Linked DNA regions of Homo sapiens: region 1 is linked to region 2. Evidence: read pairs that join two places in POLR2A ChIA-PET (ENCODE). Cell type or tissue: PC-3. All regions are shown on one strand. Each heading gives the region's core, and the rest is flanking DNA. Links, peaks and the distances in the headings are about the cores only.

What was found. ChIA-PET counts read pairs that join two places held together with the same protein. Peaks named below come from ENCODE experiments on the same cell type or tissue, not always from the same donor. Only the 100,000 strongest peaks of a DNase experiment are listed, where the experiment ranks them.
Region 1: POLR2A ChIA-PET joins it to region 2 with 7 read pairs; 1 of 35 experiments calls an interaction of 5 or more read pairs at or near these places.

The regions. Positions count from the first base shown.
Region 1 is chr15:76,279,794-76,295,271 of GRCh38, forward strand. It overlaps ETFA (electron transfer flavoprotein subunit alpha), which reads right to left. Exons shown (of 12, transcript NM_000126.4): 3 at 12,826-12,907; 4 at 12,638-12,720; 5 at 8,053-8,152; 6 at 6,578-6,688; 7 at 5,844-5,945; 8 at 3,964-4,032. Among named protein-coding and RNA genes, the nearest start is that of ETFA, 24 kb to the right of the region's middle. In PC-3, for the core only: no CTCF peak of the experiment used is centred there; a DNase peak (open chromatin) is centred at 13,868; H3K27ac peaks cover 517 bases.
Region 2 is chr15:76,385,093-76,400,570 of GRCh38, forward strand. All of the region lies in intron 27 of SCAPER (S-phase cyclin A associated protein in the ER), which reads right to left. Among named protein-coding and RNA genes, the nearest start is that of ISL2, 56 kb to the left of the region's middle. In PC-3, for the core only: no CTCF peak of the experiment used is centred there; a DNase peak (open chromatin) is centred at 6,479; H3K27ac peaks cover 1,602 bases.

The sequences.
Region 1 (15,478 bases), core at 9,255-14,254, 100 kb before region 2:
TTATCTAGCCTAACTTATCACTCCTTTTTGGTCTTCTTTCTCCTTTTCTCTCTTAGCTCTCAATCATACAGGGTTTATGGCTTAGTCCTGAGTTTTTTTTTTTTTTCCTTAAGAGACAAAGTCTCATTCTGTTGCCCAGGCTGTAATGCAGTAGCTATTCACAGGCACAATCATAACACAATACAGCCTCAAACTCCTGGGCTCAAGAGATCCTCCTGCCTCAGCCTCCAGAGTAGCAGGGACTACAGGCTCACACCACTGCACCTGGCCTGGGACCTCTTTTTTTATCTACACTCCCTCCCTTGGTAATTTCATCCAGTCTCATGGCTTTCAATATCATCCAAATGAACTGATTCTCAAATATGTACCTCTAGCCCAAACTTCTCCATGGAACTTCACATTCCTATACCAACTGCTTAACTGACATGTCTACTCAGATGTCTGTTATTAGACATCTCAAAGGTTAATATGCCCAAAACTGAACTCCTGATCTCTCCCTGGAAACTGCTTCACTCGAGATATTCCTTATCTCAGCTAACTGTAACTCCATCCTACCACTCGCCAGGAAAAATACTTTCTCTCATAATCCACATCCAATCTGTCGGGAAATCCTGATGGCTCTACCTTCAAATATATATCTCAAAACTGACAATTTCTCCCCACATCAACTGCAACTACCCTGGTCCAAACTATGAGTATCTCCCACCTAGACGACTGATATAGCCTGCTAATTGATCTCCCCATTACTATACTTACCCCCTACAGCTTATTCACAAAACTGCAGCCAAAGTGATCCTTTAAAAATGTGTTAGATCATGTCATTCTTCTGCTCAAACCTTGAAATGGTTCCCCATTTCATTCAGAGAAAGAGCAATCTCTACAATGTCCTATAAGGCCCTATGTGATCTGGTCTTGTGTTGCCTCCCAATTTTATCTCTTGCTACTTTCTCTTTTGCACTTTCCATTCCAACACTGGCCTCCTTCCTATTCGTCAAATAGGCCAGATGTGTTCCTGCGTTAGACAGGCTCTGTGCACTTTACTAGTTGCTCTGGTCTGGAACACTCTCCCTCAGATCTCCTCATGGGTCGCTTCCTCACCTCCTTCAAACCTTTGTTCAGATGTCTTTTTTTTTTTTTTTTTTTTCAGACAGTGTCTCTGTCACCCAGGCCGGAGTACAGTGGCACAATCTTAGCTCACTGCAACCTCCACCTCATGGTTCAAGTGATCCTGCCGCCTCAGCCTCCTGAGTAGCTAGGACTACAGGTACGTGCCACCATACCCATCTAATTTTTGTATTTTTAGTAGAGGTGGGGTTTCACCATGTCGGCCAGGCTGGTCTTGAATTCCTGGCCTCAAGAAATCCGCCCACCTAGCTAATTTTTATATTTTTAGTAGAGGCGGGGTTTCACCACGTGGGCCAGACTGGTCTTGAACTCCTGGCCTCAAGTGATCCGCCCGCCTTGGCCTCCCAAAGTGCTGGGATTCCAGGCATGAGCCACCACACCCAGCCAGATGTCTCTTTCTCATTAAGGCCAAATCTGGCTATCTTATTTTAAACTTCAATCTTTCCCTTCAATTCTCCACCCCCCATAACCCATCCTATTAGTCTCCCTAACACTTACGACTCTCTAACATTTTTTTTTTTTTTTGAGACAGAGTCTCGCCCTGTTGCCCAGGCTAGGGTGCAGTGACATGATTTCTGCTCACTGCAACCTCTGCCTCCCAGGTTCAAGCGTTTCTCCTGCCTTAGCCTCCCAAGTAGCTGGGACTATAGGCACGTATCACTGCGCCCAGCTAATTTTTGTATTTTTTAGTAGAGACGGGGTTTCCCCATGTTGGCCAGGCTGGTCTCAAACTCCTGACCTCAGGTGATTACAGGCGTAAGCCACCACGCCTGGCCCATATTATATTATTTACTAATCTATGGTGTTAAGTGTCTGTAGTAGGCAAGAAAATGGCCCCTCCAATGATATATTCACATCCTAATACCCAGAACCTGTGAATATTACCTACGTGGCAGCAGATATATATAAAGCTAAGGATCTTGAGAGGGAGTTTATCCTGGATTATCTACATGGGCCCTAAATGCCATTACACGTATCCTTTTTTTTTTTTTTTTTTTTTTTCCAGACGGCATCTCACTCTGTTACCCAGGCTGGAGTACAGTGGCACAGTCTCAGCTTACTGCAACCTCCGCCTTCTAGGTTCAAGGAATTCTCCTGCCTCAGCCTCACAAGTAGCTGGGATTACAGGTGTGCACCACCACATCAAACTAATTTTTATATTTTTGGTACAGATGGGGTTTCACCACGTTGGCCAGGCTAGTCTCAAACTCCGGACCTCAGGTGATCCGCCCACCCTGGCCTCCCAAAGTGCTGGCATTACAGGTATGAGCCACCACGCCTGCCATGTATCCTTATAAGAGGGACACAGAAGGAGACTGAATGCAGTCCCACAGAGAAGATGATATGAAGACAGAGGCAGAGGTTGTAGTGATGTGGCCACAAGCCCAGGGATATCAGAGTAGCCACCAGAAGCTGGAAGAGGAAAATAACAGATTATCTCCTAGAGCCCCCAGAGGGAGTATGGCCCCTGCTAACACTTCAACACATCTCTGGCCTCCAAAGCTGTGAGAGAAAAACTTTGTTGCTTTAAGCCACCAAGTTTGTAGTAACTTATTACTGTAGCCAAAATAAACTAATAGCACCTAAAATAGTACCTGGAATATGGCAGACACTTGATAAATACTTGTTCAAAGAAAGAAGGAATGAAAATAAACCCTGAAATACTACCATCTGATTATACAGTGTCAATATAATGCCTTTATTCTGACAAAACTATTACTGTTTCTATGGGTACACGTGTTATGTAATAGAAATTTCGCACAGGAAAACCACAGAAAGTTACAGGAAAACCCTCGAAAGTTATATGTTAAAGTCTTAAAAGGAGGGTGAGATGACAGAATTGGGACATTTTAATATATATTCATTGTAGTGATTGTGTAATTCAAAAATAATCAAATGTCTTTAAAAAGATTTTTTTTCAAAACAGGGTCTCAATTAGGTTGCCTAGGCTGGTCTCAAATTCCTAGGTTCAAGCAATCCTCCTAACTCAGCCTCCCAAGTAACTGGGATTACAGACACATGCTACTGTGCCTGGCTTAAATTTTTTTGGTTTTTCAAAAAACATCACTCCCTTCTCATCAATGTACTTTTAGCAATAGGTTCTACCTTACCTATAAATGGTTAACTACAATTCTATATTTTTAACTACAAACTTAAAAACTTTAAATGTATTTCTATTTGTATAAGAGTTATATTAAGACCACCAAAAAAAAGATGAAAAACCAGGGTATTCCTGAATCTGAAGTAGGCACTGAAACTAACATTTCATTATTTTGTCTTTTATTATTTTTGAGACAGGGTCTCACTCTGTTGCCCAGACTGGAATGCAGTGGCACGACCACAGTGCACTGTCGCCTCCACCTCTCAAGCTCAAGCAATCCTCCCACCTCAGCCTCCTGAGTACCTGGGACTACAAGCACACACCAATATGCCTGGCTAATTTTTAAACGTTTTGTAGAGATGGGGTCTCACTACATTGCTAGGGCTGGTCTCAAATTCCTGGGCTCAAGCAGTCCTCCTGCCTCAGCAACCTAAAGTGCTAGGATTACAGGTGTGTGTCACTGCGCCTGGCCCATTTCATTATTTTTAAAGTGAAGAAAAAAGAAAACCTACTAAGATTAGGCAAAGGTAAGAGATACTAGGAGGCCTTCTCCTCACTGAATGCTATATACCATTTACTTGGAGGCTTAAGAAAAACTGGTTCAGAGAGAAAAACTGAAAAATCCGGAAAAGTAAAATAATTTGTAGGGCTGAAAGACTTACACAAAAATGAAATAATGAAGAAAAAATATTTCCAACAAAAAGGGAATATCTTTCTACTAAGGAAAATAACTTTACCTGCAGCATGTAGTTGATCTGCCAAGTCATATAACAACTTAAAGTTCTCTCCACTCTTCAAGCCTCGACCTCATTTAAAAAGATGAAAAAAAAAAATTAGGCAAACATCAAATACATTCTGGAACAATTTTGCTATTTTATATACTGGAGTAAATTTTCATATTATGTAACTGCCATATTAAGCATGTCACCTCCTCTATAAACCTTTTCTGGCCTCTGACACTCCTATACTTCTATAAAGCATTCAACACTACTATGATTACCTAGTTAACTAATTGTGTAATTAATATGAGTTTTTTTCCCACTAGAATAAAAACTCTTTAATTTCAGGATCTATATCTATCTTGGTCACTGCCATATCTGCAATATTTAGCAAAACTCTACATATAATAGATGCTCAATAAATTTCTCTGAATGACTGAATAAAGTTATTATTTGAATGGGAGTCATCTCAAGGACTTTAAACTCCTCGAGAGGAAGAACATTCTGCCTTTTCATCTGTTTCTCCAGCACTTGGCAATAAGCCTGTCATAGAACAGATAACCAATATACATTTCTTGAATAAATAAGTGAATAAACAAGTCAGGGCCCAGCTCGGTGGCTCACACCTGTAATCCCAACACTTTGGGAGGCTGAAGTGGGCGGATCACCTGAGGTCAGGATTTCGAGACCAGCCTGACCAACATGCAGAACCTCCGTCTCTACTAAAAATACAAAATTATTATTTTTATTTATTTATTTATTTATTTTTTAGGAGGAGTTTCACTCTTGTTGCCCAGGCTGAAATGCAATGGTGCGATCTCGGCTCACTGCAACCTCTGCCTCCCAGGTTCAAGCAATTCTCCTGCCTCACCCTCCTGAGTAGCTGGGACTACTGGCATCCACCACCATGCCCAGCTAATTTTTTGTATTTTTAATAGAGACGGGGTTTCACTATGTTGGCCAGGCTGGTCTCGAACACTTGACCTCGGGTGATCCACCCGCCTCGGCTTCCCAAAGTGCTGGAATTACAGGTGTGAGTCACCGCGCTGGGCGTAGTGGCACATGCCTGTAATCCCAGCTACTCGGGAGGCTGAGGCAGGAGAATCGCTTGAACCTGGGAGGTGGAGGTGGCGGTGAGCAGAGATTGTGCCATTGCACTCCAGCCTAGGCAACAAGAGCGAAACTCCATCTCAAAAAGAAAAAAAGAAAACGAAAAACAAGTCAGATATATCACTTCAAAATATTAATTTTTTTTTCTCAATGATACTTGCAATAGAAGGCTGTCTGAAAGCTTATTTTGTTGGATGTTTAATTGCAAGGATTTAAAAAGCATAACAGTCCTTATTTTTTCAAAAAGTTAGTCAGTGGGCCATAAAAAAATCATTGTTTTTAAAGACAAGGAGCATGATGTATAAAAATAAGCATGTCTTATGCAATATTAACAGTTTTGATATTAAATGTTAAGAAACTTTTTAAAGAGTTATACACAAAGACATGGACAACTCTGGAAATCTTTCCAAGTGGAAAGAAGGGTAGGAATTATACACAAGATGGCCCTGAAATTCAAGCCAGTTCTATCTATAATTGAGAAGCCAACCATACTCTGCAGAATTCATGGAAGTCCATCAATAAGATGGCACCAAGTGGCAAAGTTATGCAGATAAGATTTATACCATGCTCCCCCTGGTGCCAGTGACTAGGTGTGCAACAGAAACCCCAAACTGTGTATTATGCTCATAATTTCATTTTCCTAATTGGTTAAATGGGAATAATATCCCAAACTTCCCAACTTCTTACATTTGAAAAAGATCTGTGTACTTCTAAAATAAATACTAAAAATAAAAAAAAAAATCAAAGTATTTTCAATTTACATCTTTTAAGATTAATATTTCACTTACCACCAGATACCACCACTTTGGCACCTGTTAGCTCTGGTCGATCACTTTTTGTTAATTTCTGGTCAAGCCACTCTGATATTTCCACTGGTGAAGTACTTGATGCTGCATACATTAATACATAATAAAACAATGACTATGATTTCAAGTTCTATAACAAGAATTATTTTCAAGAGAAACACACAAGTATATAATTCCACGAAATTTAAGTTAATTACTGTGAATTTTCAGTGCTCCTAATTAATTCTCTCTGATAATGGAAAGACTTAAGGAGACTAGATTCCAGCCTTTGCCACATTAGCTGTATGACTCCAGAAATCATTCAATTCTCTGAGTCTGAATATAGAATAACTTTCTTTCTATGAGGTTCAAATAAGACACTATATATGTTAAAGTGTGACACCCTCCACACGTTTCCTATTACATTCTTCTGTTATACTGAATCACCCAAATATAATAGGAAACAGTGACAAGAGTAAAAAAGCTTAATCTTAATAGATCCTCTGTCTCCCACTCCCTTGATCTACCAAAGCAACTATCCTAGTACCAAAGATAATGTGAAAAAGATGTAAGTTATACATATTTATTATTTTTGTATAAGCTTGGGAATATCATTTAAATTGAACTTTCAAATACTATTCATTAGAAATGTAGGCAGAGGTCATCTCTTATTATAATACAGTCTATGAATTAAAAAAGTAAGAAACAAAACAAAAAAACTCCAAATGAACACTCACCCTTTTCTGAACTGGCACTACCGCCACTTGTTGCTGCAGCATCAAAGGATGTTCCACGGACAGAAAACACTTTCACTTTCTCATCACACTTCACTGTACATAGAGCATTTCCTGAAACATACAATCTATTTCTTAAAAGCAACAGCAAAAGGCAACAAAACTAGCACTCCTTTGATGCTTGGAATTTACTTCACAGACAAGGCAAGAAATAACTATTGACCAGTTGTCTTCTAACTCTATTAAGTATAGGAAAAAATGAACCATAACGGTGAAGAAACATATCAGCAGATATCTGTATAACCCTGGATGTCTTTAAAAGCAGGACAGGTACTACCACACCTAGAAGGAAGAAACTCGAACAGGCATCCACACTAAGAAGGTACACTACACCTCTAAAAGGAATATGAACAAAGCTTCCTTCTCCAAAAACAATACAATCAGTAACTCAAAACTATGAGCTGCAACAACTTAGGAAGAATGTAGCTACTGTGCATGCTAAAGGAGGAATATCTTGAAAACACAATAGGTCATAAAGAACAGGTATGAATGTGCTAAGATTTTAAGAGGATTTGAGACACTCTGGATTAGCTATCACATTAACAGTAACCTAAACCATGACAAAATATTTTCCCTCAAACATTATGGAAGATGAAAAGTCTAATTTCAGAATTAGCCATTCATACTGGAATACACAACTTTAATCAGGCAAAAAACGAAGAGTTCACTGCCTTCTCCGACCCCACTAGAGACCAGTGTGCTAAGCAAAAAATCAACTGAAGAGACACTGAAATGAATTTCTTTTCTTTTTCTTGAGACAGGGTCTTGCTCTGTTGCCCAGGCTGGAGTGCTGTGGCATGATCACAACTCACCATAGCCTCGACCTTCTGGCTCAAGCAATCCTCCCACCTCAGCCTCCCAAGTATCTGTGACTACAGGCATATGCCAACATGCCTAGCTAATTTATTTTATTTATTTATTTTTGAGATAGGGTCTTATTATGTTGCCCAGGATAGCCTCAAACTCCTGAGTTCAAGTAATCCTCCCACCTCAGCCTGCCAAAGTGCTGGGATTATAGGCACGAGCCACTGCAGCTGGCTAAAATGAATTTCTTAATGCCTATGGAAATGAAGTAGAAGCAGCAAAGATTGAGAATACTATTTTTTTTTAAGTTTTGCTTTTCCAGGTACCACTTACAAAATATATTAAATTGTGAATCTAATTTTTATTGATCACTAGGAAAATATCACCCTGCAAACTGAATAAACAGGCAGGAAATCTCTGTGTTTGCGATCCATCAGAGAGAATGCCATGTCAAGGGCCACCAGCAATTCTAGACTAAAATTTTCCTCAGAAACCTTTAAGATGGTCCACTTAAAGCAATTGTATGGTTTGATTTAAAATTCTATCTTCAAGATTAATTTATGCTTTTCACTAAAATTTAACATGTTGATTAATTATCTTCCTTGAGTACTCACCTGCATAAATAGTTCTCACAAATGTGTCAGGTGACTTGATTGCAATGATGTCAGAAATCGGGGCAACCTCAAGTTTGGCTGCTACTCTGGGCAAAAGGTTCTAAAAGCAAAATAAGCAGTGAGTTAACACACATACATAGTGATGGAAGACTATAAATGATCAGTAATGACATATTCTAAATGCATATTCTGTAGAAATTTTAATTCAAATATTTTATATTTCGTGTGCACCTTTGGATACACAACTTCAAGCACAGCTTTTTAAATAGCCTTTGAGATTGAGTACTTACCATTACTCTAACTACATTAAGAGTTTCATGAGTTTTACAGTATTAAGCCACCTTAATGCAATATATTGAACTATGAGATATGAAATTTAATAAACATCAATTACCAAGTGTGACAGTTGTGGATTATTGAATTTAGATAAGAAAAGATAGAACAAATTTAGAAGGGTGGTAAAATTCTCAAATACTGAAAAAGATTATGCTTGTATACATTTACTTAATGTATATAAAAGAAAAAAATTCACAGCAGACATTTCACCTTTTGTTTAAATTGATATTGTATAAAAAAAAGAGTAAGGCCAGGTACAGTGGCTGACACCTGTAATCCCAGCACTTTGGGAGGCTGAGGATCACCTGAGGCCAGGAGTTTGAGACCAATGTGGCCAACATGGTGAAACACCATCTCTACTAAAAATACAAAAAATTAGCCGGGGATGGTGGTGTATGCCTGTAGTCCCAGCTACTCAGGAGGCTGAGGCATGAGAATGAGAATTGCTTGAACCTGGGAGGCGGAGGTTGCAGTGAGCTGAGATAGTACCACCACACTCCAGCCTTGGTGACAGAGCGAGACTCTGCCTCAAAAGAAAAAAAAAAAAAAGGAAAAGAATAACACTAACCTGAAGAACAGCCTGTGTAGTACATATTTAAAAAGCAACAAAAATAAAATAAAGGTGTGTTCTTGTGCTTGTACTGAAATAGATGCATGTGCTAACTTTGTCCTCAGCAGCAGGAATCCTTGGGAAAGTCACAGTTCCCCAAGTCTCAGTTAATTCTTCTTCTTCTTCTTCTTTTTTTTTTTTTTTGGAAACAGGGTCTCATTCTGTTACCCAGGCTGAACTTGCAGTGGTGTGATCATAGCTCACTGTAACCTTGAACTCCTGGGCTCAAGAGATTATTCTGCCTTGGCCTCCTGAGTAGCTGGGACTACAGGCGCACGCTACTGCGTCCAGCTCATTTTTTGGTTTATGTTTTGTTTTTTTCTGTAGAAGCGGGGTCTTGCGTTGTTGTCCAGGCTGGTCTCGAATTCCTGGCCTCAGCTGATCCTCCTGCCTTGGCACCCCAAAGTGCTGGGATTACAGACATGAGCCACCATGCCCATTCTGAAGCACCTACTTAATCTGGTTTAAAAACCAGATTTGTCAGTATTTAAAGCTAGCTTCAGTAAGTAATCCTCCTCCTGAACCACCTTCTTTAACTGTTCAGGAATTATTACTGGAATAGTTACTTGGCTGAACAGATTATCTTACAAATTTTATGTTATACAGACTTTGCCTCTTTTAAAAGTTTTAGAACTTTCTAAATTGCTCAAAATTTAATGTCTTTTGTATTTTCATTATCCCTTGTTTAACATATCTTCAAGAAATTTTACCATGGTACTTAAAAGTATGTTTTCCTGGATCTGGTCTTCTATCTAAACATCATGAGGGTGGATGGTACACAGATATCTATCCTATTAAAAATATATCCCATCCAACAAGCTGCCTGCATGGTTTCTGGGAAGAAGAAGCAATAATTGAGTTCTTTTTGTGCATAAAAAATGACATATTTTAAAATTCTAGCAGACAAGTATAAAAGTGTGTTATCTCAAAACCACAGCTGGTGAAGGACTATCATACAGCAAATTGTTTGGCTTCTTCTGATAGACGTTTCTCATTCCAAACCCATTTACAGGCCGCACGACCAGCTACTATTATGTGACCCTTATTCTCAAAACTCCCATCTGTTACAACATAGCAATCATGGCCAGAGTACTAAAATCTAGCTAATGACAAACACCCTTTCATGGTCTAACACTCTGTTAGGTGAACTGTCATCATAGAAGGAAACTCAAGGCTCATGAAATTATTTAAATCATCCAATATATAATCAAAACTCTCAGAGACAGAACGGTCCACAAAGATTATTTCACCCATCAGACTGGAGGAAAAAATGTTAAAATGTATACTACCAAGTGTTGACAATTAAGTAATAGGTATCAAAATTTTTAAACTACATAGCATTTGACTCAGTGATTTCACCTCTAGAACTCTATTGTAAATAAATTCCAGCCCATGTTTACACAGATACATGCATGACCATGTTTTCTTGCAGTAAAGTATATAAATGCAAAAAACTGGAACCAAGTTAACTGTCCTTAGCTAAACATGGAATCTTATGCAGCCATAAAAAAAGAGAAACATTATGAGCCAAAGTCGCTACTCTTTTTTTTTTTTTTTTTTTTTGAGACAGGGTGTTGCTCTGTCACCCTGGAGCACAGGCTGGAGTGCAGCAGTGTAATCTCAGCTCATTGCAGCCTCAACCTTCCAGGCTCAAGCAATTCTCCCACTTCAGCCTCCCAAGTAGCTGGGACCACAGGCATGCACCACCACACTCAGCTAATTTTTTTTTTTCATTTTTTTGTAGAGATGAGATCTCACTGTATTGCCCAGGCTGGGCTACAACTCCTGGGCTCAGACAATCCTCCCAAAGTGCTGGGATTACAGGCGTCAGCCACCGCACCCTGCCCAAGTCATACTCTTAAGTAAAAGCTACTATTCACAAAACAATTCATGCCATATTATCCCATTTTAGAAGTAAAAAATATATAGCTGTACATGTACTGTAATTTAAAAATCCATAGAAGGAGGCCTAAAAGAATGTACAATTGTTAACAGCTATACTTCTAAAGAGGGGAGGGTGAGTTGGGAATAAGAAAGCAGGACTTTGACACCTTGCTCTGCACACTGCTGTACTACACGCAGTCTTCCTAATAAGGATGTATTTGTGTACAACTTATTTTACAATTTTTAAAAGTGAAAATAGGCTAAGCACAGTGACTTATGTCTGTAATCCTAGCACTTTGGGAGGCTGAAATGAGAGGATGACTTGAGGCCAGGAGTTTAAGACAAGCCCGCACAACATAGGGAGACTACATCGATACAAAAAATTTGAAAATTAGCTGGGCATGGTGGCATGTACCTGTAGTCCTAGCTACTCAGAAGGCTAGGATAGGAGGATCGTTTGAGCCCACAAGTTGGAGGGTATGTTGAGCTACAATCGTGCCACTGCACTCCAGTCTGGGCAACAGAGCTAGGCTGAAGCAGGCAGATCACCTGAGGTCAGGAGTTCGAGACCAGCCTGGTCAACACGGCGAAACCCTGTCTCTACTAAACATACAAAAATTAGCCAGGTGTGGTGGCACGCACCTATAATCCCAGCTACACACGGGAGGCTGAGGCAGGAGAATGGCTTGAACCCAGGAGGTAGAGGTTGCAGTGAGCTGAGATTGTGCTGCTGCACTCCAGCCTGGGCGAGGAAAGTAAGACTCCATCTCGAAAAAAAAAAAAAAAAAAAGTAGGCCAGGCGCGGTGGCTCACGCCTGTAATCCCAGTACTTTGGGGGGCCGAGGCGGGCGGATCACGAGGTCAGGAGATCAAGACCATCCTGGCTAACACAGTGAAACCCCGTCTCTACTAAAAATACAAAAAATTAGCCGGGCGAGCTGGCGGGCGCCTGTAGTCCCAGCTACTCGGGAGGCTGAGGCAGGAGAATGGCGTGAACCCCGGGGGGCGGAGCCTGCAGTGAGCCGAGATGGCGCCACTGCACTCCAACCTGGGCGACAGTGAGACTCCATCTCAAAAAAAAGAAAGTAAAAATAAAGACTAAAAATGACACCTTATTAAGAATGGAACAAAAGAAAAGAGAGCTAAGATAACACCCACGGCCACAGAGAGAGAGCAAGAAAAATCCACTGACGAATTCCTTGTCTTAAGCTCCCATTACACTCCTCCCTCCATTTTTAACTTTATGTAGACTGCTATCCATCTTATAACACACTCATTCTTCAGACACATCACAATGCACATGATCAGATTACAGCTTTCTTTACCTTAAGGATGTCTTCAACCACCACAAGCCCTTTCCAAATTCCCTACGTAGATAAAATTTGGCTTTTCTAGATATCCATCAGCCATCCAAATAAACCATCTCTTAAAATGGGCTACTAATAGAAATGACTCTTGCTCGTTCACTCTCTCTCTCACATGCAAGCAGAATTCAGCATTACTTTTACATGCAGAAAATTTTAAAATAATAGCCTAATTAGAGTTTTCTCCACAACATAATTTGAAAACCTGGAAATGGTAGTTTTAACGGAAAATTATGACAAAATCTTGAAAGAATAAATTTTAGCAAAACTACCACATCAATTCAGATAAATCCAGATTGGCTACATAAACAGTCTGTTGCATACTTTCAGCACAATGAAATCTAACCCTTTCAAGCAGTGATATCAGATTCCACATTCTCAACCTTCTCACCTTTCCGAAGGCAGATGCTCCAGCACAGATGTGTGTGTAATTGAACTGCTTCTGAGTTGCCAAAATCAATGGTGTCAGTTCCTCTGAGAATTAAACACATTTGATAAAAAAATATTTTGAAATACTTTCATATTCATATATTCAAGCGTAATTTAGACACTACATTTTTTTCTACTGGAAAACCTCACCTGGAAGTAGGCCTTTGTACACATCATGCTGAGCCACCAGAACTTTTGCTATGCCTGCTACTTTACAGAGATCTTGTGCCACCTATGATTAAAAGATAAGTTCCTAATTATCCATCTATCAGAAATATACAAATAAAGCCACCACTATAAATATCAACAGATCATAAAATCTTAATGGCCAACTGTAAAAATTATTCTTATTAGCAAAAGGGCCAGTTAAGAATTAAAATATATTCCGGCCGGGCGCAGTGGCTCAAGCCTGTAATCCCAGCACTCTGAGAGGCTGAGGCAGGCAGATCACCGGAGTCAAGAGTTCAAGACCAGCCTGGCCAACATGGTGAAACCCCATCTCTACTAAAAATACAAAAATTAGCTAGGCATGGTGGCGGGCACCTGTAATCCCAGCTACTTGGGAGACTGAGGCAAGAGAATGGCTTGAACCCAGGAGGCGGAGGTTACAGTGAGCCAAGATCACACCACTTCACTCCAGACTGGGCGAAAGAGTGAAACTCCATCTCAAACAAACAAAGAATTAAAATATTAAAATACATTCCTTAACAAAGAAAATCTAATGCCAATAGATCTTACTACTGACTGACCTTACACTGTCCAACTACCAAGCATTTCAACAAAAATTCCTGCCTTGAAAAAGAAAAGTGCTAATTGACAAACCAAAATCAACATGGCTCTTTATTCAAATTTTGTTATAAATTGTGCTTTTTACTTTTGGTTCAATCCAAGTGTAAGTTCAATGTCCTGGAAATGGTGAAAATGAAGTTCTCTAGTAACATCCCATTGTCAACCACTGAGTTCCTGCCCACATACACATATTTATCTATGACAAAGCAAAATATTTCCTATTTTAATTCTTCATTTTTCCTGTTTGGAATTAGAATGGGGTTCTGAGAAAGCTTTTTGATGATTCAGATTTTCTATATTCAGAAGGCAATTAGATTTCCCCTTTTTAAGTATCTTTATTACCTCATGGCTGGTTTCCACTTTAGCTAAGTCATATCAGTCATACTATCGTCTTCTGTCTCCTTGTTTACCTCCAAACTGATTCATTGATTCACTGATGAGTAGGATTAAAAGGCTGTGCCTTGTGCCACCCTCATATGAACTGTTAGCTTGCAACAATATTCACTGAAGAAAGGATGCAGTGCAAGAATACATTCTCTGCTAAACCAAGTGTTCACCGGCATACCATTTGTACTACAGAGGCCCTTTATTATGGATGCAGCTGCATTTAGCTTCTCAAACTTTAAGAGAATTTCCAATTAAGAAACTCAGTTAATTGCAATGTAGCTGCATAGCAGCATGGGATAGAAAATGGGGCAGAATTTTCCCATTGAAACTATCTTGTTTTTACTGGCAAAACGGCTGGCATTATACAGAAGAATAACTTGCTGTTTATGACAAGTAGCTGAATAAAATGGTATAAAACCGAACTCTATTAAACGATCTCTTCATACAGGTACTGGTTGTTTTCTTTAAAATTAGAACATGACAGGTTAGGATTGTAACTGAGTACAGAAGACGATTTCTATTTTGATTTTTCTCAAAGTAGTATAAAGTATCAAAGTCTTTTTAAAGTAATATTACAATAATTATTTTAAATCACAGCAAAACAAACAACAAATCACAAATTCCTATATATCCAAAAACAGGGAAACCAAAAAGATAGCTTAGCCATCATATACTGTGGCTAATACAGACATACAAATAGATAGCTTAGCCATCACACATCACACATTGTGGCTGTATCAACTATGTAAGATCCTACAGTTGTTAGCAGGAATTGGGTAAAGAAATCCACATAACTAATCATAAACCCACCAGAATATGTTCTTTTATCAATTTCATGTAAAAAATTAGACAGAAGCAACACCAGCAGTATGAACCTCCATTATCACATGCTCTGAATTATTGTTATTTTTAATATATTTTTTGAGACACAGTCTCACTTTGTCACCCAGGCTGGAGTGCAGTGGTACAATATCTGCTTATTGCAAACTCTGCCACCAAGGTTCAAGTGGTTCTCGTGCCTCAGCCTTCCAAGTAGCTGGGACTACAGGCATGCATCACCACACTGGCTAATTTTTATATTTTTAGTAGAGACAGGATTTCACCATGTTGCCCAGGCTGGTCTCAAACACCTGACCTCAAGTGATCTACCCACCTCAGCTTCCCAAAGTCCTGGGATTATAGGCATGAGCCACCATGCCCAGCCAGCATCAATTATTTAATAAAACATAAAATCCTCAAAACATACTCCCTTCAGATTTATTCCTCTGTGAAGTTTAAGCCCCCAACTACACACTCAGCAACTCCTATACCATGTGAGAGGGAACTGGTGGCTGAAGGTGTGTAAGCTTAACTGAAGCACTCATCTATATTGCAGGCTGGTGGTATAGACCCTGCAAATCATATCATAGCACCTTTCTAGAGGGTTAGTGTTCCAAGCTGTTATCATCTGATTTCAACAATAACAACAACAACAACAACAAACAAACCCAAGAACATCTTTTAGTACCAGCTAGAGTTTGGAAAGAATAGTACTTAACATTCAAATTCTTCTACCAATTAAAAATTAACATCCATAATACTTTGTCCAGATTTACCACTTTCAGGAATTAGAAGCAATTACCAAGTA
Region 2 (15,478 bases), core at 4,563-9,562:
ATCAAAAGCTAGATTCAATTAGGAAAAACTAAAATTGGTTTTTCATCAATACTGCACAATGCCTGACAAACCTACTTTACCTTAAAGGAGAGTACAGCTGGGCAAAAACAGCATGATTTGTGTGGGCATGAAGTGCCATCCATTCCATCTTCATAAACCACTTATACACTGGGCCTTAGTTGGCCTAAAAAAGCAGCTGTGACAGTTCCAGACTCTATAATCCCTTTTCTTCTGTTTGTTTGCCCTGATTTCCATGGTCCCCAGATTTCCAGCTTGGTAACATCCACTCTGATCTTCAGTGCAGGTGATCTTCTAGATTGTTCTCTTAGCTTCTTGGAGTTTGGCTTCATTTTGGAATCCCTGAGGGATCTTGTGAGAACATCCCATTTTAGCCCTTAAACCCACAGACCTGCACTCAAAGATCTGCATAGTGTTGGAGTGGGTGAGACTAAGTCATTGTCTCCCCCAATGATGGATGAGAATTTTACTGTTCAAGGAGAGGTAAATTATTTCTCAGCAGTATCCCAGTTTTTGGATATTATGTCCTGGGATATTCTGAGAAAGCCAAACTGTATCCAGTGACAACATCATTCATCAGGGTTTAAGGTGAGCACAAACAGGCATGATGTTCTGTCAGGTATTCTGTCTAAAAAGCCAAAGTACCTGTGCTCTGGGAACTCTGAGCACCTGTGATGTGCAAGGTTAAGGAAGACCAAGCCCCTGTTCTAGAGGCATTACAGTCTAATAGGGGCTGGTGGGTGTATCAGTTTCCTATTGCTGCTGGAATAATTACCACAGGCTAGTGGCTCAAACAATAAAACATTTAATATTTTACAGTTCTGAAAGCCAGAAATTCAAAACAGATCTCACTAGGCTAAAATCAAGGTGTCACAAGAGCTGTGTTCCTTTTGGAGGATCCAGGGAAGAATCTGTTTCCTTGGCTTTTCCACCTTCTAGAATATGCCTGAATTCCTTGGCTTATGGCCCCTTATTGCAGCTTCAAAGCCAGCAACAGAGCATCTTCAAATCTCTTTCTAACGCTGACTTTCTTGCCTCCCGTCTTTATTTATAAGGACCCTTGTAATTACATTGTGATTACCCTGAATTATCCAGAATAATCTCACCATCTCAAGATCCTTAACTTAATTGTATCTGCAAGATCCCTTAAGCCAAGCAAGGTAATATTCACAGGTTCTGGAGATTCAAATATAGATACTATTGTAGGAACTTTATTATGCCTACTCCAGAGAACCTAGTCATTCATGATTCATTCATTCAACAAATATTCACTGATGGCCAACTATGTGGCAAGCCCTATTCTAGGACCTGGAGTTCAGCAGTAAAATCTATGACCTTTTTCTCATAAAGCTTACATTTTAGTGCAGGAAGATATAAACGAACAAATATATAATATGTAACGTATGGTGTGACAGAGGAGCAAGGGACATGGCTAGGAAATGAAGAAGTAGGAATGTGTGTGAAGCTACTTTACATAGGGTGGTTGGGGAAGCCATTTCTAAGGCATTATTTAAGCAAAATTCTACAGAAAGTGAGGAAGAAAGCCATGTGGACACCTGGGGGAAGGGTGTTTCAGGTAAAAGAGCAGAAGATCCCAAGGCTTGGAGCCAGGAGCGTGCATGACAAGTTCAACAAACAGCAAGAAGGCCAGTGTGGCTAGAGCGGGTTGAGTAAGTGGAAGAGTAATAGGACATGAGGTCAGGGAGGGAGCAGAGAAGATCAGGTAGAGTCTTGGAAACCATTATAAAACTTTTACTGAGTGACATGGGAAGCCATTGTAAGGTTTTGAGCACAGAAGTGATATACTCTGACTTCATTTGAACAATGAGCACTACAGCTACTGGGTTGAAAACTCTTTAGAACAGCCAAGGCAGAAGCAGGAAGACCAACTAGGAGGCTGCTTTAATCATCCAAGTGAGAAATAATGGTATATGAATCAGGATGGTAGCCATGGATGTGGGAAGTGATTGGATTCTGAAAATATTCAGACGGGCAAGCCAACAGATTTCCTGATAAATTGGATGTGGGTGTGAGAAAGAGGAGTGAAAAATGGCTCAATGCTCTTTGCTTGAGTAACTGGAAGACTGTGGTTGCCATTTACAGAAATGGGGAAGAAAGTGAAGAGCGCATGTCTCAGGAGGAAAACCAGGAATTCAGTTTTGAACTGGTTAAATGTGAGATGCCTATTATACATCACAGTGGAGACAGTGGATTGGAAGTTGTGTGAAATAAGCTTCCCAAGCATAGGGATTTTTGTCTCTTTTGTTTCACAGGTATATCTCCAGGGCTTAGAACAGTGTCTCATATACAGTAGCTATTCAATACATATGTGTTGAATGGCTGAATAAATACACAAGCCCAAATTCAGAGGAGGAGTCTCGGCTTGAGATATTTGGAAGCCATCAACACAGAGATGGTATTTAAAACTAGAAACTTATTCTAGTGAGTCTAGAGTCTGAGGATTGATCCTTGGGATACCCCAAAGTTTAGAACCAGGAGAGATGAAAAGAAACCAGCAAAGGAAACTAAAAAATAGTCACCAGTAGGGTAAGAAGGAAACCAGGAGAGTATGGTGCCCTAGAAGCAAAGCAAAGATAGCTTCAAGGAGGAGAAAGTAATCAATAACAAAGTTTACCTACAAATAAACATGAGGACTAAAAACAGGAGAAAATATACACAAATGACTTAAGTCTTATTTTTAGATCATAAAAACTAATTCCACACGCTTAAGATGGGAAGAGGGTAAGTAACAGGGAATGGAATACAGTTTGTCAACAATAAGTGGGAAAAAAGACTTAGCAAATTAGGTGCCTACCAGTTCAAATGAGAAAACAGCACTGCTTGATCACCAAAGAATATAAGTCAATTTTGACTAACAGGAGTACAATGTACACAACAAGGAAGGTTTAGTTCTGCTCCAGTGCACTGTATGACTATTCTGGAAGTACTGTGTCCAGCACTGGGTGCAGCGCTAATTCAGCACACAGAGGTATCAAAGTTCCCAAGTAAAGTGATCCCTGTGGTAAAAGTGTCTGGAAATAATGTCACCCAAGGAATATTTGAAGGAATTGGGAAGTTTAGCTCAGAACTGAAGGACACAAAGGCTGTCTTCAAACTGAAGAAGTATTTATTTATGACCCCACGGGAGACACGTTACTAGAAAGCATATATGAAATAAATCTATGGAAAATTTTCTAGGGCTAGGTGTGGTGGTACACGCCTATAGTCCCAGCTGCTTAGGAGGCTGAGGCAGGAGCATCACTGGAGCCTAGGAGTTCAAGGCTGCAGTGAGCTATCATCGCCTCACTGCACTCCAGCCTGGGTAACACAGTGAGATCCTATCTCTGAAAAAAAAAATTCTAATAATGAGAACATCTAAAAGTGAAGTGGGCCGTTTGGTGTGGTATGACTTCTTCTTCATCCTGGAAGAGGTGGAAGGTCACATCCACTGTAGTAGCAGAGGGCATTTAAGACTCAGCTGGGCATGAGCCTGGATGATGTCTAAGATTCTGTTCAATTCTGGGATGTTACAACAGATGTAAATCTACTTTGAAAATTACAGTCAGTCGGCTGGGCGTGGTGGCTCACGTCTGTAATCCCAACACTTTGGGAGGCTGAGGTGGGCGGATCATGAGGTCAGGAGATTGAGACCATCCTGGCCAACATGGTGAAACCCTGTCTCTACTAAAAACACAAAAAAATTAGCTGGGTGTGGTGGCACACGCCTGTAATCCCAGCTACTCGGGAGGCTGAGGCAGGAGAATGGCTTGAACCCAGGAGGTGGAGGTTGCAGTGAGCTGAGATCACGACACTGCACTCTAGCCTGGCGACAGAGTGAGACTCCATCTCAAAAAAAAAAAATTACAGTCAGTCTCTGTCACAGACACACACACATACAGCACACCCTCCCTCTCTGACCTTTTATGTTATTTATATAGTAAGATGTGGACAATAGCTTGTTTAATGCAAATCTAATTTGGAGCTCTGTTGAAGAAAATGGGGATGACTTAATGGAGAGCTGAGGGTAAAAGAAAAGTCAAGGTGGAACGTATGTATGTGTAAGCAATCTAAGACAGTCAGGACATTTGGTTAGAGAACAGTAAAAATAGGCCAGGCATAGTGGCTCATGCCTGTAATCCCAGAACTTTGGGAGGCTGAGGTGGGCGGATCACCTGAGGTCAGGAGTTCAACACCAGCCTGGCCAACATGGTGAAACCCTGTCTCTACTAAAAATACGAAAATTAGCCAGGCATGGTGGCATGTGCCTGTAATCCCAGCTACTAGGGAGGCTGAGGCAGGAGAATGTTTTGAACCCGGGAGGTGGAGGTTGCAGTGAGCCGAGTTTGCATTACTGCACTGTAGCCTGGGAAACAAAGCAAGACTCCGTCTCAAAAAAAAAAAAAAAAAAAAAAAAAAAAAAAGGCCGGGCGCGGTGGCTCACACCTGTAATCCCAGCACTTTGGGAGGCCGAGGCGGGCAGATCACGAGGTCAGGTGATCGAGACCATCCTGGCTAACACGGTGAAACCCCATCTTTACTAAAAAAGAAATACAAAAAATTAGCTGGGCGTGGTGGCGGGCGCCTGTAGTCCCAGCTACATGGGGGGCTAAGGCAGGAGAATGGCGTGAACCCAGGCGGTGGAGGCTGCAGGAGTGGAGATGCGCCACTGCACTCTAGCCTGGCCGACAGAGTAAGACTCCGTCTCAAAAAAAAAAAAAAAAAGAAGAAAAAGAACAGTAAAAATAAAGGGAAAATTAAAAAGTGAGAACATTAGGTAGGACAGGCTCAGATACCTGGGAGAATTTCCAGTTACCTGATGATGAGTTTCAGGTGAACTCAAAGAGGAACCTTTTTTTTTTCTTTTGAGGCAGGGTCTTGCTCTGTTGCCCAGGCTGCAGTGTGGTGGCACAATTGTAGCTCACTGTAACCTTGAACTCGTAGGCTCAAGCAATCCTCCCATGTCAGCCTCCCAAGTAGCTGGGACTACAGGCATATGCTACTACACCTGGTTAAGTTTTTAATTTTTTGTAAGATGAGGTCTTGCTATGTTGCCCAGGGTGGTCTCAAACTCCTAGCCTCAAGTGATCCTCCTACCTCACCTCTCAAAGTATTGGGATTGCAGCCGTGAGCCACTGTGCCTGGCTAAAGAGGAACTCTTGAGAAGGGAACCTTCCTGAAAGGAGAAGTAACAGATGATGAAAACGGAATGGACAGTCTTGCTGTTTGGGATCAACAACCTGGAAGAGGCTGAAGAAAGAGCAAGACCAGAGGACACCAATAAGAATGGAAGGTAAAGGACAAGGCCACTAAGAAGAAGAAACTCTGGACCCTGGCAAAGGTCTGAATGGAGACACAACAAAGTGGAAGAGTAAAGAGGTGACAGGCTCAGGACAATCTTAGGAAAACGAAGGGTGAATGGATGAAGGGGCAGTGAGGAGCCTATGAGGTGAGAAGGCAGGCAGCTCTGGGTGACTGACAACAAGATATGCTCCTAGATCTTGGAACTGCAGGCTGGGGCTGTTGTCCAGTACTGCCTCTCAGATGGGACACTTTTGACCTCTCTAGCTTCAGTTTTCTCATACTGTAAACAGCAAAGGACCCTGTGCTGACACACTGGTTTGGCTAGTTGATACTTTGGGGCTCTCTTTACAGTTTGGAAGTTGGGCTGAAGGAGCTCTGCCAGAGGCTATGTTGTGTTGCCAAGTAAAGGTAATTGCTTCTGCTGGGAGGGTAACTGGGAGGAAAAAACTGTCATATCAGGTGCTGCATTAAGATTCCAGTACCCTCCTAAATGATCTTTCTGGCTTCCACTCTTGCTTCTCTAATCCATTTTTCACAGAGTAAACAGATGCTTTTTTACTTTTTAAGCCACTCTCCTGTTTAAAATCCTCCAGTGGCTTCCACTCACACTTAAGAGCAGAATTCAGATTTCTCACCTTTCTGTCCTCATCTCCTGGCCTTTACTTATTGACTTCAACTTCTACCACTTTCTTTCTGGCTCTTCACATTCCAATATATCACTTTCTCTGTTTCTGGAACATCCACTTCAAGGTCTTGCCATTCTTCTCAACTAGAATACCCTTTGCTTGGGTCTTTACATGCCTGGTTCCGTCTTAGCTTGTCATCTCCCCAGAGAGGCCGTTCCTGACCACTTCGTCTGCAGAAGCCCTTGACCAAGACATTCGGCTATATTACCAGGCTTTATTTTCTCATGTCACTAGCTAAAATAATCTTATTTGTATATTGGTTGATTGTTTTTTCCCCATTAGACTGTAAATTTCATCAGAGTGGTATCTTGTTCATCAATCGATCCCCAGTACCTTGACAAGGTCTGGGACATAGCACATACTCAGTAAATAGGTATGAGTAAATATTTGCCAAAGAAATAGAAGGAAGAAAGGGAGAACTGATCTTAGCAAGGCATGCCAAAGGAATGAAGGCCTTGGATGCCTATTTCCTAACTCAGAGAAAGAAGAACATGAGATGTGGGCAGTCCTTCTTCTTATGTATAGAATAGGCCCAGGAAATGGGATTCCGACATAGGCCAATGATCGTTCACTAGTATTTGCTAGCTCTACCAATGAACAGCTGTTTCTCAAGTTCTTATTTTGTTTTGTTTCAGGTGCTATGTGCCTGACGGGAAGCTGCTAGGATATTTAGCTTCTTTCTCTAGGTAAATACTTTTAACTCTAGACACAAACCATGTATACAAGGAAAGAGAAATAATGAACTGCACGTTGACAAATACCAAGTAAGTGGCATAAATGGTATGTTCCATCTCATATTTCAGAGGAAAACATCCCTTTGATGGAATCAAATAGGACTGGATTGGATTCTGGGAAAGAAAAGTCAAAGATGACTAAGGCTTTGGGTCTTAAAATCTACTCAGATTGCTGGAATCATGAGCAGAATAAGGCAGTCAGGAGGGACAGCCAACTTTGGGTGAAAGCCAATGAGCTCAGGATCTAACATATTAAATATAAGTTCCTGGTAGAAATTGCCAGTAGGAATTCCAGGAGGAAATGTCTATCATGGCCTTGTTATGAATATGGTTTGGGCCTTAACCTTACTTGCTGTGGCTTGATTTACCTTTCCTGCCTATCTCCTTTTAATTTTTAATTAAAAAAATAACATATATATACTTCTATAAGCTATCTCAAGTTTTTGGAACAAAATGTGTTATAATGAATACAAGAATATGTAAAAAATAGCATCTTAGACAAGAAGTAAGAGTGACAGATGTTAGCCCCCATTTACTCCTGTCATGTCCAACCCTGTGAGGGAAGAAGTAACACATTCATTTTCATATGTGAACAACAGGCTTTGAAAACCTAAAGAACCAGGGCTAGGCATGGTGGCTCACGCCTGCAATCCCAACACTCTGGGAGGCTGATGCAGGAAGATCACTTGAGCCCAGGAGTTCGACACCAGCCTGGGCAACATAGGGAGAGCTCGTCTACACACACACACACACAAAGCAAAATCAGAGAATTAGTGGAACGCAGCAGTGCATCCCTGTAGTCTCAGCTACTTGGGAAGCTGAGGTTGGAGGATAGATTGAGCCTGGAGGATTGAGGCTGCAGTAAGCCGTGATCACTCTTCTGCACGCTGCCACAGGTCACAGAACTGAGAAAGCTGAAACTGAGCCCACATCTTTCTGACTTCCTAACCTTTGCTCTTCAACATAATATTACACACAGTTTTCCTCTTGAGATCCTGCCTTCTCAGTCTCCTAGAGCCAGTGAGAATCTGGCTGCAAATGTATCCTGGACACATTCTGCTCCTCTAAACCCTGCATGTTGAGGCCATCATCCCTTGTCCCCTGTGAGAATGGTAAGTCAGTGGAGACTGTCCTAAACTTTGGCCCTACGAGCTGGGGCCCAGCCAGTTCCCTTTCTGCCTAGCACATAGTGAGCACTCATGTGAACTGTACCAATGAAGTTGTCATCTTTCCATTCCTTCAAGTAACTAGGGCTTTATGTCAGCTGGGATGGATCTTTCGGAAGTCCCTCTATTAGCACTTTGCCATTGTGAGTACAGAGACACCCCAGAAGTTCCTGCTTCTGTATTCTTCCCATTCTCTAGATCTGAAGGATAAGGACAGTCACTCCTCCTTATTAGTCTAGTGGCTGTTTTAACTCCTTTGACAGCGTGAGCAGGACTCTTGAATGCTTGTAGGGAGATAGCCCACATGAAATACTCAGCTCAGGGTGTATCAAAGGTGCTTAACAAATGTTACTTCTTTTAGTTCCACTTGCCTAGTCCTGTTACATTCACTTCATTGCCTATCTCCCAATACCAACAAACCCTTTGTCCAAAGACAGTAGCTAATGACAACAAAATATTTAGGAATGGGCTGACAGTATCAAATAAGAGACTGCAGAGAGAATAGAAGGCAGCTGAGAACAGGAGACTGGGAACTCATTTATCTTTAGGGTAGGGTGGAAAGTAGCAGGCTATATTTTTCAAGTATAACCACAGCAACATTTCTGGTCCCCTATGCTCTTCTAGAACCTTCATCCTCCCCAGGAAGAGGCAAAGTCTATTTCTCCTTTTTTTGAAGCTGGATGGAACTTCATGACTGCCTTGGTGAATAGAATGTAGTGCAAGTGATGCTGTGTGATTTCTGAGGCTGAGTCATAAAAGGTGATATGGTTTCTAGCTGCTCTCTCACTGCCAGGATGCTTGTTCTTGGAACACAGCCACCATGCTGTGAGGAAGCCAATTAAGCCTATGCAGAGACCCCACATGGAAAGACCCCTGGCTGACAGCCAGCATCTACCACAGATGTGTGAATAAGCACTCAGATGATTCCAACCACCAGCCTTCAAGTCTTCTGAGGCCCCAGACATTGTGGAACAAAGATAACCCATCCTCTCCGTACCTTAAAAGAATTCCTGACCCACAGAATCTGTGAGATTAATAGATGGTTGTTTTATGCCACTAAATTTTAGGGTAATTTGTTGCAGTTATTGTAACCGTAACAAGAAGAAAAGCAAAGGAAAATATGAGGTACCGTGAGACCAGGGGAGTTCAGGAAGAAGAGTAGGTTCATATTAGTCTGCATGTTGCCAAGGAGCAAGTAGGCCTTATACTAATAGGTAGCACTAGGGAGACAGATTTCAGCTTGGTATAAGGAGAGATGGTTTAAGCAACAACAACTCAAGCTCCCCTTAGTTAAGTAACGAATTTCCTGTCACTGGAGGTGTTCAACAGAGACAGAGAGGCTTACTGAAAAGATTCAAACCTGACTGGAAGACCAGATAGGGGACTTTAAGTTTCCTTTCAATCAACAGAATGTGGCAGTAGATTAGATCTGGGGTATCAGGAGGAGAGATTAGAGATGATGAGGTTTGGAGCTTGATGCCTGAGAGACTGGTGATACCATACACAAAAAGAGTGTCTATGGGAGGGTTTTTCAAAACATTCTTCTTTCCATTCCTTTCGTCTCTTACCTGGACAACTGTTAATGCCCCTTGCACTTTCCACCTTCTAATACATTCTTCACACGACACTTGACCAGTGCTCCCAAATATGGTTCTTAGCAGGTCACTTCCTTGCTCAAAGGCTTTAAAAATTCATTTTATGTTTTTAAAATTTTTGTGGGTACACAGTAGGTATACATATTTATGGGATACCTGAGATATTTTGATACGAGCATGCAATGAGTAATAATCACATCACGGAAAATGGGGTTATCTGTCTCCTCAAGCATTTATCCTTTGTGTTACAAACTATCCAATTATATTCTTTTAGTTATTTTAAAATGTACAATTAAATTATTACTGACTATAGTCACCCTGTTGTGATATCAAATATTTAGTCTTATTCATTCTAACGCTTTTATTTTTTTGTACCCATTAACCATCCCCAGCTCTCTCCCACCCACCCACTACCCTTCCCAGCCTGTGGCACCCATCCTTCTACTCTCCATCTCCATGAGTTTGTTTTGATTTTTAGATCCCACAAATAAGTGAGAACATGTGATGTTTATCTCTCTGTGCCTAGTTTATTTTACTTAACACAATGACCTCGAATTTCATCCATGTTGTTGCAAATGAGAGGATCTCATTCTTTTTTATGGCTGAATAGGACTCCATTGTGTGTATGAGTACATTTTCTATATCCATTCATCTCCTGATGGACACTTAGGCTGCTTTCAAATCTTGGCTATTGGGAACAGTGCTGCAACAAACATGGGAGTGTGGATATCTCTTTGATATACTGATTTCCTTTCTTTTGGGTATATACCCAGCAGTGGGATTGCTGGATTGTATGGTAGCTCTATTTTTAGTTTTTGTAGGAATTTCCAAACTGTTCTCCATAGTGGTTGTATTAATTTGCATTCCCACCAACAGCGTATGAGGGTTCCCTTTTCTCCACATCCTTGCCAGCATTTGTTATTGAATGTCTTTTAGATAAAAGACATTTTAACTGGGATGAGATGATATCTCTTTGTAGTTTTGATTTGCATTTCTCTGATGATCAATGATGTTGAGCACCTTTTCATATGCCTGTTTGCCATTTGTATGTCTTCTTTTGAGAAATGTCTCTTCAGATCTTTCGCCCATTTAAAAATTGGATTATTAGAGTTTTTCCTATAGAGTTGTTTGAATTCTTATATATTCTAGTTGTTAATCCCTTGTCAGATGGGTACTTTGCAAATATTTTCTCTCTTCTGTGGATTGTCTCTTCACTTGATTGATTGTTTCCTTTGCTGTGCAGGAGCTTAACTTGATGTGATCCCATTTATCCATTTTTGCTTCGGTTGCCTGTGCTTGCAGGGTACTATTCAAGAAATTTTTGCCCAGTACAATGTCCTTAAGAGTTTCCCCAATGTTTTCTTGTAGTAGTTTCATAGTTTTGAGGTCTTAAAGTCTTTAATCCATTTCGATTTCTGTATATGGTGAGAGACAGGGGTCTAGTTTCATTCTTCTGCATATGGATATCCAGTTTTCCCAGCATCATTTATTGAAGAGACTCTTCCCTAATTTATGCTCTTGGCACCTTTGTCAAAAATGAGTTCACTGTAGATGAATTTGTTTCTGGGTTCTCTATTCTGCTCCATTGGTCCATGTGTCTGTTTTTATGCCAGTACCATGCTGTTTTGATTATTACAGCTTTGTATTATAAAGTCAAGTAATGTGATTCTTCCAGTTTTGTTCTTTTCCCTTAGGATAGCTTTGGCTATTCTGGGTCTTTTGTGATTCTATATACATTTTAGGATTGTTTTTTCTACTTCTGTGAAGAATGTCATCAATGTTTTGATAAGGATTGCATGGACTCTGACGATTGCTTAGGGTAGTATGGACATTTTTAACAATATTGCTGCTTCCAATCCATGAACATGAAACAGTTTTCTATTTATTATGTCTTCTTTAATTTCTTTCATCAATGTTTTATAGTTTTCATTGTAGAAATCTTTCACTTCTTTGGTTAATTTCTACATATTTAACTTTATTTGTGGCTCTTGTAAATGGGATTACTTTTTTTGATTTCAAGATTGTTTGTTGTTGGCATATAGAAATGCTACTGATTTCTGGACATTGATTTTGTATCCTGCAACTTTACTGAATTGGTTTATCGGTTCTAATAGCTTTTTGATGGAGTCTTTAGGTTTTTCCAAATATGAGATCATATCATCTGTAAAAAAGGATAATTTGACTTCTTCCTTTCTGATTCAGATGCCTTTTCTTTCTTCTGTCTGATTGCTCTAGCTAGGATTTCTAGTATGATGTTGAGTAACAGTGGTGAAAGTGGTCATCCTTGTTGTGTTCCAGATCTTAGAGGAAAGGCTTTCCATTTTTCCTCATTCAGTATGATACTAGCTGTGGGTCTGTCATACATGGCTTTTATTCTGTTGAGGTATGTTTCTTCTCAACCCAATTTTTTGAGAGTTTTTTTTTTTTTTTTTTTTAAATCATGAAGTGATGTTGAATTTCATCAAATGCTTTTTCAGCATGTCCTGAAATGATCATTTAGTTTTTGTCCTTCATTCTGTTGATAATGATGTATCACACTGACTAATTTGCATATGATGAACCATCCTGACATTCCTGGGATAAATCCCACTTGATCATAATGAATGATCTTTTTTGCTGAATTTGGTTTGCTAGTATTTTGTTGAGGATTTCTGCATTAATATTCATCAGGGATACTGGTCTTTAGTTTTCTTTTTTCCATGTTTCTCTGATTTTGACATCAGAGTAATAAATACTGGCCTTGTAGAAAGAGTTTGGAAGCATTCCCTCCTCCTCTATTTTTTGGAATAGTTTGAGTAGGATTAGTATTAGTTGTTCTTTAAATGTTTGGTAGAATTCATCAGTGAAGCCCTCTGGTCCTGGGCTTTTCTTTATTGGCAGACTTTTTTTTTTTTTTTTTTTTTTTGAGACGGAGTTTCACTCTTGTTGCCCAGGCTGGAGTGCAGTGGCGTGATCTTGGCTCACCGCAACCTCCACCTCCCAGGTTCAAGCAATTCTCCTGCCTCAGCCTCCCCAGTAGCTGGGATTATAGGCATGCACCACCACGCCCAGATAATTTTGTATTTTTAGTAGAGACGGGGTTTCTACATGTTGAGGCTGGTCTTGAACTCCTGACCTCAGGTGATCCGCCCGCCTTGGCCTCCCAAAGTGCTGGGATTACAGGTGTGAGCCACCGCGCCCGGTCAGGAGACTTTTATTATAGCTTCAATCTCATCACTTGCTAATGGTCTGTTTTGGTTTTGGATTTCTTCATGTTTGAATCTTGGTAGGTTGCATGTGTCTCAAAACTTATCCATTTCCTCTAGTAAAAAGGTTTTAATGACGCTATTGCCGTTACCACATCTCAGCAAATTATTTTATGTAGTTCACAAAGTCTTTTTATATTTACGATCTCATTTGAGCCTCATAAGGATCTGCAAGCATTAAAATACCACCATATATATCTCAAAGTTCAGTTAAGGTACTCTATTCTTTGTATTTTTCTCCTTTATGTCTTTGCTTATGCTATTTTCTTGGTCCACCTTTTTCTCAACTCTACATGTTCTAATCTTTTCCATCTTTCAAGGGCCATGTTAAATTTTAGCTGCTCTAAAAAACAGCTAATCCCCACAGACAAGTAACCGTCATTTCTCCCTCCTCTGAACTCCATCAATGACAATGGTGATAATAGTGGCCAACATTTATGAAGCATTTACTATGTACCAGGCAGCATGTTAAGTGCTTTTGTTATCTTCTGTCCTCTTGATCACTCTCTGTCTTGTACTGTAGATAGTTGTATAGGCATCTTTTTCCCCCTACAAGCTTACAGAGTCCTTAGACAAAATTGATGTCTTAGCCATTACTGCTTTCTCCCAATCCTAGCACAGGGCCTGGCACAGAGCAAGTGCTACATAAATATTTGTTCAATGAATGAATAGGCAGGCGGGCAGAGTTAACATTTACCTTTGCTTGAACAAATGGTTTTCAAGCACCCTTAAACACTTGAAAAGCACTCATTTATAGCCACATAATAAATAGACTAAATCACAAATCATTCTTATCTTTTCATGACACAGGTTTCCAGAACTTTGGCTAGAACACATTTTGTTATTGTCATCTATGGATGTGAAAATGAAAAACACAAATATATATAACATCAAACTTGTTTTTGTATACAAATATTCTTGAATTCACAAGTCTTTTCCAACCAATCAGAATTATCCAGGTTTTATAAGTTCCTCTCTTCAGTGTAGTTGTAAGGATTGCAAACTCTTTTACTGTGGGTCCACTGCTTCCTGGCTTTGTTGCCATAGTGCCTAGCACAGTTAGGAATACTGTAAATGATTACTGATTAAGTTAACAGCCCATGTTGGTTTCAATTTATAATCACTCATTATTATGCTGATCCTATTAGTTCTGCTAAGGAGTCAGCACCTTAAGGGGGACCCAATGAGCCTCAACCAATTACAGCAATTGAGCTCCTGCCCTGAGATTTGAAAACCATTGTTTTCTCTTTACTTGTAGGACCAAGAATAGAAAACTGTTAACAGTAAAGGCCAAAGAAATAGGCATTTCATTTTTTTTGAGATGGAGTCTCACACTGTTACCCAGGCTGGAGTGCAGTGGTGCCATCTCGGCTCGCTGCAACCTCCGCCTCCTGGGTTCAAGCAATTCTCCTGCCTCAGCCTCCCAAACAGCTGGGATTACAGGTGCCTGCCACCACTCTCAGCTAATTTTTGTATTTTTAGTAGAGATGGGGTTTCACCATGTTGGCCAGTCTCGTCTTGAACTTCTGACCTCAGGTGATCCACCTGCCTTGGCCTCCCAAAGTGCTGGGATTACCTGAGCCACCACACCTGGCCAGAAATAGGCATTTCTGAGAGTCCCATTACAGACTATTGAATTTTGCTGAAGTGATTAAGAATCATTTGTTAACAATATTAAAATTCTGAAGCAATTCTGACATAAAATCAATCCTTTCATCAGAGGATCACGATTTCAATTTTTACTTAAAGAAATGCAAGTTCATTGTTCAAAACTAAGCCTGGTACAAGTCATCAGCTATTGCTTTTCTATCCCAAGTTGAAACAAAGACTAACAGCACAAATTCTGACATCCAAATCGTGTTTCGGAAAACCTAGGTAAAAATTTGGCTGAGTAAGGTGGCTCAGGCCTATAATCCTAACACTTTGGGAGGCTGAGGTAGGTGGATCATCTGAGGTCAGGAGTTTGAGACCAGCCTGGCCAACATGGTGAAACTCCATCTCTACTAAAAATACAAAAATTAGCCAGGCATGGTGGCAAGCGCCTGTAATCCCAGCTATTCGGGAGGCTGAGGCAGGAGAATAACTTGAACCCAGGAAGCAGAGGTTACAGTGAGCCGAGATGGCGCCACTGCACTCCAGCCTGGGCGACAGAGCGAGACTCCGTCTCAAAAAAAAAAAAAAAAAGAGAAAAGAAAAGAAAAGAAAACCTAGGTAAAAATTAGAAGATTAAGGGCACAATAGGAGAGTAGTGCAAAGGCAGACTAGCGGTAATCACCATCACAAAGGCTGGGCCACCAGCAGACTGCAGTGTTTACTCAAAGCCTGGAGATATCAATTAGTCCCCTTAATTATCTCAGGCTCTGCCATCACAAGAGGCAATTTTTGAAGCCCTCTCTAGCTCCTCTTCCTCTTTCATTCCTGTCACAAAAGGGCTAGGAGGACAAAGCCTTCCTTGACTCTGGTTCTGGCTAGCTTCTGGTAGCCAAAATAGACATTATGTGAATTACTCCAATAAAGCAAAAACCACACTACCTTTCCTCTTAGACATGGCTATGACCTATAGCAGAAACTCTATTTAATGCATGCAACAAAATGCTTGTCACTGTCATTTATAGCTTAGAAATATAATTTTCATGAAGAAATAAGCAGGAGAAAACAATCTGTAAATATCAGAAGTAAATGAATCTGAGGAGGTAGAAAAAACTCCCTGTATTCCTGTGGTCTGGTGGTGTT